Linked DNA regions of Homo sapiens: region 1 is linked to region 2. A link is a loop called in an ENCODE intact Hi-C map of the cell type or tissue named here. Cell type or tissue: OCI-LY7. All regions are shown on one strand. Links, peaks and the distances in the headings refer to the core of each region. The heading gives the core; the rest is flanking DNA. Region 1 has its middle 16 kb from the start of WDR19. Region 2 overlaps RFC1 (replication factor C subunit 1).

Region 1 (2,915 bases), core at 247-2,746, 190 kb after region 2:
AAATAGGTGCCTTTTCAAGATTTTTTAGGATTTGAAAACAAAAGGAAGTCAGAAGGGGCAAAATCAGGACTGTAAGGCAAAAACCTAGTGATTTCCCATTGAAACTTTTGCAAAATTTTCCGTTTGATGAGAGGAATGAGCATGAACATTGTCATGGTAGAGGACTCTGCTGAAGCTTTTCCAGGCATTTTTTTTTAAACTAAAGCCTTGGCTAACTTTCTTAAAACACTCATAATAAGCAGATCTAATTGTTCTTTGGCCCTTCAGACAGTCAACAAGCAAAATGCCTTGGGCATCCCTGAAAATTTTTGCCATGACCTTTGCGCTTAACTGGTCTGCTTTTGCTTTGACTGGACTACTTCCATCTCTTAGTAGCCATTGCTTTGATTGTGCTTTGCCTTTTGGATTGTACTGGTAAAGCCGTATTTCATTTCCCATTACAATTCTTCAAAGCAATACTTCAGGATCTTCAGCCACATCCTTTTTTTTTTTTTTTTTGAGACAGAGTCTCACTCTGTTGCCCAAACTGAAGTGCAGCAGCAGCAGCACAATCTTGGCTCACTGCAAGCTCTGCTTCCTGGGTTCAGGCAATTCTCATGCCTCAGCCTCCTGAGTAGCTGGAACTATAAGCATACGCCACCATGCCTGGATAATTTTTGTATTTTTAGTAGAGATGGGGTTTCACCATGTTGTCCATGCTGATCTCGATCTCCTGACCTTGTGATCTACCCACTTTGGACTCCCAAAGTGCTGGGATTATAGGTGTGAACCACTGCAAACATTTTTATCATTTTTTTCTAAAAAATTGATGTGGGTGGTCTGCCGCCGTGAGTTTCATCTTCAGCTTGTCTTGTTCCTTTCTAAAAGGACTGATCCATTTGTAAACTGCTGATTTCCTTGGGGCATTGTCCCCATAAACTTCCCGTAAAGCATCAGTGATTTCACCATTCTCCCACCCATGCCCCACCATAAAGTCGATGTTTGTTTCGTTTCAATTTCAGTAGCATGTTGCTCTGATAGGGATCTTTTTAAAACTGATGTCTTATTCTTTTTACTACCTCAAACTAGATCTTGTTCAGACATGTTGTAACAAGCTGGTACAAGTTTATTTTGGTGCAAAATAATCTTAAAATCCATATACACATTTTTCATAGTGCACTTTTTTTTGTTTTTGAGACAGGGCCTCTGCTCTGTTGCCCAGGCTGGTGTGCACTGGTACAATCATAGCTCCCTGCAGCCCTGATCTCCTGGGCTCGAGCAGTCCTCCAGCTTCAGCCTCCTGAGTAGCTGGGACAACAAGTATGCACCACCATGCCTGGCTAATTTATTTGATTTTTAGCGGAGACAAGGCCTCGCTATGTTGTCCAGGCTGCTCTCAAACTCCTGGGTTCGAGCAATCCTCCTGCCTTCGCCTCCTGAGTAACTAGGACTACAGGCACATGCCACTGCATCTGGCTGACTTAGGTATTTATTTATGGAGGTGGAGTTCTCGCTTTGTTGCCCTTGTGCTGAGATTGCAGGTGTGAGCCACCATGCCTGACCTGTTCAACTTTTATCTGCCAGATACTGCATCATGCCAGTTACAGAGATCAAAGACTCAATCAGTCTTCGAGAAGCTACATCGTTGTACAGATAATAAGCAATAAAACAAAACAAAATTATAAATCAAGCAGGACTCAGGGTTCTGGCTTCTGCAGCCGAATAAGTAGCTAAGATATACAGATAGATGAGATTTGGGGAGTATCAGTTTGGTTTGGAGTATATTAAATCATGAGGGACTCATGGGATATCAAGTTGGAGATGTCTAATGTCTAACTTGGAAGTGGGCCTTACGAGGGGTCACAGCTAGACATGTTGTCATTGGCATATAGTCATTGGCAGTTAAAGCCACGAGGGTGAATAATGTTTTTCCCCAGAGGGAAATAAAAAGAAGTAAAATGTGTTTCACTTGGTTTGATTTGGGGGTTAGGGGGTTGGTTTTTGTCTTTATTTTTTCCTCTTCTTAAATGTTTGATGGAAGGCTTGTAATAGAACTGAATAGCATGAGGAAGTGAGACTGAATTCACTGAAGCTCGGATAGAGTATAGGAGATTTTTGAATGAGAAAAGACCCTTAGCCAGTGGAAGCTGGGTGGTTAAGTTTCATGTGGTAGCTTCCTTCAAGGAGCACACAGGAAAATCTTTTCACGGAGAGACACCTAAGGAGCTGAGGACAGTTTAGCCTGACTGGAAGAATACAGGCAGTGCTACAATATGAAAAATGCTGAATACTTTTAGAACTAGTCGTAACTAATGGGAGCTCTACACTGAATGACATTTCCCATTCTTGTGAAGAAGAGGATGCTACTTTTTGCATTTAGGATTTTCTACAGTGCTTTGAGCAGACTAGAAGATGTGAGGATGGAAGTCTTCCAGTCTTCCACATGTTAAAACAGAAAGGAAAGTGGGGGACCTTTGTTGTTTTGTGTTTTCTACAGTGCCTTGAGTAGTGCCTTGCACAGAATAAACACTCAGTTTATATTTTAATATGAATTGATGGCATTTATTAGCTAGGAATTGGCCATCAAGATACTTATTGATAAAAGAAACTCCTTGTATTAGCTAGCTAAAAAATGAAAGAATGGATATAATTTTGCTCTTTTCATATAAGAATTACCTATTCTTTAACCTGTATAATTTTTTCCAGTTGCTTAGTGCTTTTGCAGCACTCATTTTTAGTGTAATGTGTTTCGTGTTTCTTAGGAATGTGGTGGACCACCTTGGTCAGCAGAAGGGAAAATAGGGGTAGCAGTAAGATCCACTAAAAAGAGTGTAATAATTTTTAGTGTGGCTGTTTCCTTCCTTTTTTTCACCATTTCTTCCCTTCCCTTCTTCCTCCTCATAAACCCTTTCCCCCTCCCCACAAGAAGACAATAC
Region 2 (2,915 bases), core at 280-2,779:
GAGTGTGTGGTTCCGGAGTTTTGACTTGGGGTTCCCAATAGGCTTTAGGGGAAAACCCCTAACATTGGATACAAAGTTTTGTGCATATGTTTGTTTTTTCGTATTTCCGTGGAAAATATGTGTAGCTTTCATCCACAAAAGCATAAAAACAATTGGCATGATTAGTGGGAGAGCACCTGCTTTGTTTCCTTGGCACACATTTTGGCTTATTTTAATAAATGAGCAACTTGTTGCAGGTGTTGACAACTTCCTTCACTAGCATATAAGCTCTGTAAGGGCAGGGGTCACAAGGAGAGGGAACTGCCATATAGCGCGTGGCTCACGGTGCGTTTTCCACAAATATTAGAGGAATGAATAATTACAAGTGAACTTTATATTTCCACTAAAAATACAAATAAACTAGAAGGTAAAACTTCCTGGTATAAAAACATCTCTCGCACTGTTGCATGACTTTATATCTAAGCTATTAAAACACTTAGCGACAAATAATATTGCCTAGAGAAATACAGTTATTTTATTATGTTGTAGGTCTATTTTCAGTTTGGACTTAATTTCTTTTTTTTTGAAACGGAATTTTGCTCTTGGCCAGGCTGGAGTGCAATGGTGCGATCTCAGCTCACTGCAACCTCTGCCTCCCAGGTTGAAGTGATTCTCCTGTCTCAGCCTCCCTAGTAGCTGGGATTACAGGTGTGCACCACCATGCCTGGCTATTTTTGTATTTTTAAGTAGAGACAGGGTTTCTCCATGTTGGTCAGGCTGGTCTCGAACTCCCAACCTCAGGTGATCCACCCGCCTTGGCCTCCCAAAGTGCTGGGATTACAGGTGTGAGCCACTGCGCTTGGCCCAGTTGGACTTTATTTCTGTGTTCATTTAAGTAGTTTAAATTTGATTTTTTTGGCTCAGAAGTCAGTTGTAAAAAGCTAGCTTCTGGGCCGGGCGCTGTGGCTCATGCCTGTAATCCTGGCACTTTGGGAGGTGGATCATGAGGTCAGGAGTTTGAGACCAGCCTGGCCAACATAGTGAAACCCTGTCCCTACTAAAAATACAGAAAAATTAGCTGGGTATGGTGATGGGCACCTGTAATCCCAGCTACTTGGGAGGCTGAGGCAGGACAACTGCATGAACCTGGGAGTTGGAGGTTGCAGTGAGCTGAAATCGCCCCACTGCACTCCAGCCTGGGCGACAGTGCAAGACTCTGTCTCAAGGGAAAAAAAAAAAAAAGTTAGCTCCTGGATGAATAAAAACCATAATCGGAGTACATTAGCCCTGGTGAAAATGTCAAAATTCTGAAATAAACCATTAGATCAGGCATAAACAGTCTCAAATGCTTTAGTTATCCCAGTTATGCAGGTATGAAAAGATGCTTTTTAAACTTAAATTAGATAATTATTTCCATTTGCTATTTTAATATGCCTGTGTTGATTTGTATTTTTGGATCAGGTACCTGGAAACTTCTGTGATAGAGTATTTCATTGAATGCGTAGTCTAAAGCTCAATGATAGTAAATATTATGACTTCAGAATCTTATTCTTCCCTCTTGCCACAACAGCAGTAGAAATGGGTCTTTTTGCTGTCATGGGAGTGGCCTCTCAGGTAGACTTAACAGATACTGGGGTGAGTAGGGGAAGTAGTTTCTATTCTCTATTTCTGTTCCCTCAGTGTGCTTTATTTCTTCTGTTCTTTCTTTTCTGTGCTCTGCTTTGTTTTCTAAAGATGGATTAAAGAAAGATTAGGAACAGAAAGTAGAATGAAAGCTTCACAAGAACAGAGACCTAGCCTGTTTTGTTTATCCCAAGCATCAAAAATAGTTCTTGGTCCATAAAAGGCTCTGAGTAAATATTTCTTGAATGGATAAATGAATGATTGAATGAAAAAAGTTGATGCGGGCTCTTAAAATTCTTCCTAGCTAGAACTTGTTACTGTTCAAAAGTTTTTCAGACCACACTTATATTTCACTCACCAGTGTTTTCCTCAGAGAAGTTTTTGAGACCCATGCTAGACTGTTAAATTAGTAACATCAATTATAAATCTAGAGATATTTCTGATTTCTTTAAAAAAGTTATTAGTTTGACTTAAAATAAATTTTAAAGAAGAGGAAATGTCCTACTAAAAGTGAAAGTATATTTTTGTTTTTTGTAGCCACAATGTTTTAATATGAGAGTAACAGAAAATCAATTATAGAAACTCAGTTTTATTAACTTAGCTCAGAAATAATATATAATCAGCATTAATTTAATACCTTCTTAAAATTTCTTAGGTAAAGTCATAGCACAAAGTTAATCCCAATTAAAAGATTCTTTTAATACATAATCTTTAAAAACAAATCTACCATTTATTTTGGTTTACATAATCAAGAACCTCTCTTTCTGAGTGCAGTTGTGAAGGTCAGTGGCCTGAGGAATAACCGTTCATGTGTTCAATGAATTTTTTTGTTTTTAAGACGGAGTTTTGCACTTTTTCCCCAGGCTGGAGTGCAGTGGCGTGATCTTGGTCCACTGCACCCTCCACTTCCCGGGCTCAAGCCGTTCTCCTGCCTCAGCCTCCTGAGTAGCTGGGATTACAGGCACGTACCACCAAGCTCGGCTAATTTTTGTATTTTTAGTAGAGATGGGGTTTTGCCATGTTGGCCAGGCCAGTCTGGAACTCCTGACCTCGTAATCCACCCGCCTCGGCCTCCCAAAGTGCTGGGATTACAGGTGTGAGCCATCACGCCCTGCCTACCATTTCTTTTAGAAATGAAATTACTGGGCAAAGGGTATGTACCTTTAAAATTTTGGTAAGTGTGGCTAGATTGCCTTCCATAAAGGTTATACCAGTGTTTTTTTTTTTTTTTTTTGAGGTGAAGTCTCGCTCTGTCACCAGGCTGGAGTGCAGTGGCATGATCTCGGCTCACTGCAGCCTCCACCTCCCGGGTT

The links. A loop is a pair of places that touch in the nucleus more often than their neighbours do. Peaks named below come from ENCODE experiments on the same cell type or tissue, not always from the same donor. Only the 100,000 strongest peaks of a DNase experiment are listed, where the experiment ranks them.
Region 1: a loop joins it to region 2, with 3 times the contacts of the local background. A loop is called at or near these places in 1 of 110 quality-filtered maps.

Annotation. Positions count from the first base shown.
Region 1 is chr4:39,165,441-39,168,355 of GRCh38, reverse strand. No RefSeq gene overlaps it. Among named protein-coding and RNA genes, the nearest start is that of WDR19, 16 kb to the left of the region's middle. RefSeq lists an enhancer at 447-1,646. In OCI-LY7, for the core only: no CTCF peak of the experiment used is centred there; DNase peaks (open chromatin) are centred at 535, 955, 1,495 and 1,965; H3K4me3 peaks cover 2,500 bases; H3K27ac peaks cover 2,500 bases.
Region 2 is chr4:39,355,922-39,358,836 of GRCh38, reverse strand. All of the region lies in intron 1 of RFC1 (replication factor C subunit 1), which reads left to right. Among named protein-coding and RNA genes, the nearest start is that of RFC1, 9.0 kb to the left of the region's middle. In OCI-LY7, for the core only: no CTCF peak of the experiment used is centred there; a DNase peak (open chromatin) is centred at 1,596; H3K4me3 peaks cover 2,302 bases; H3K27ac peaks cover 2,500 bases.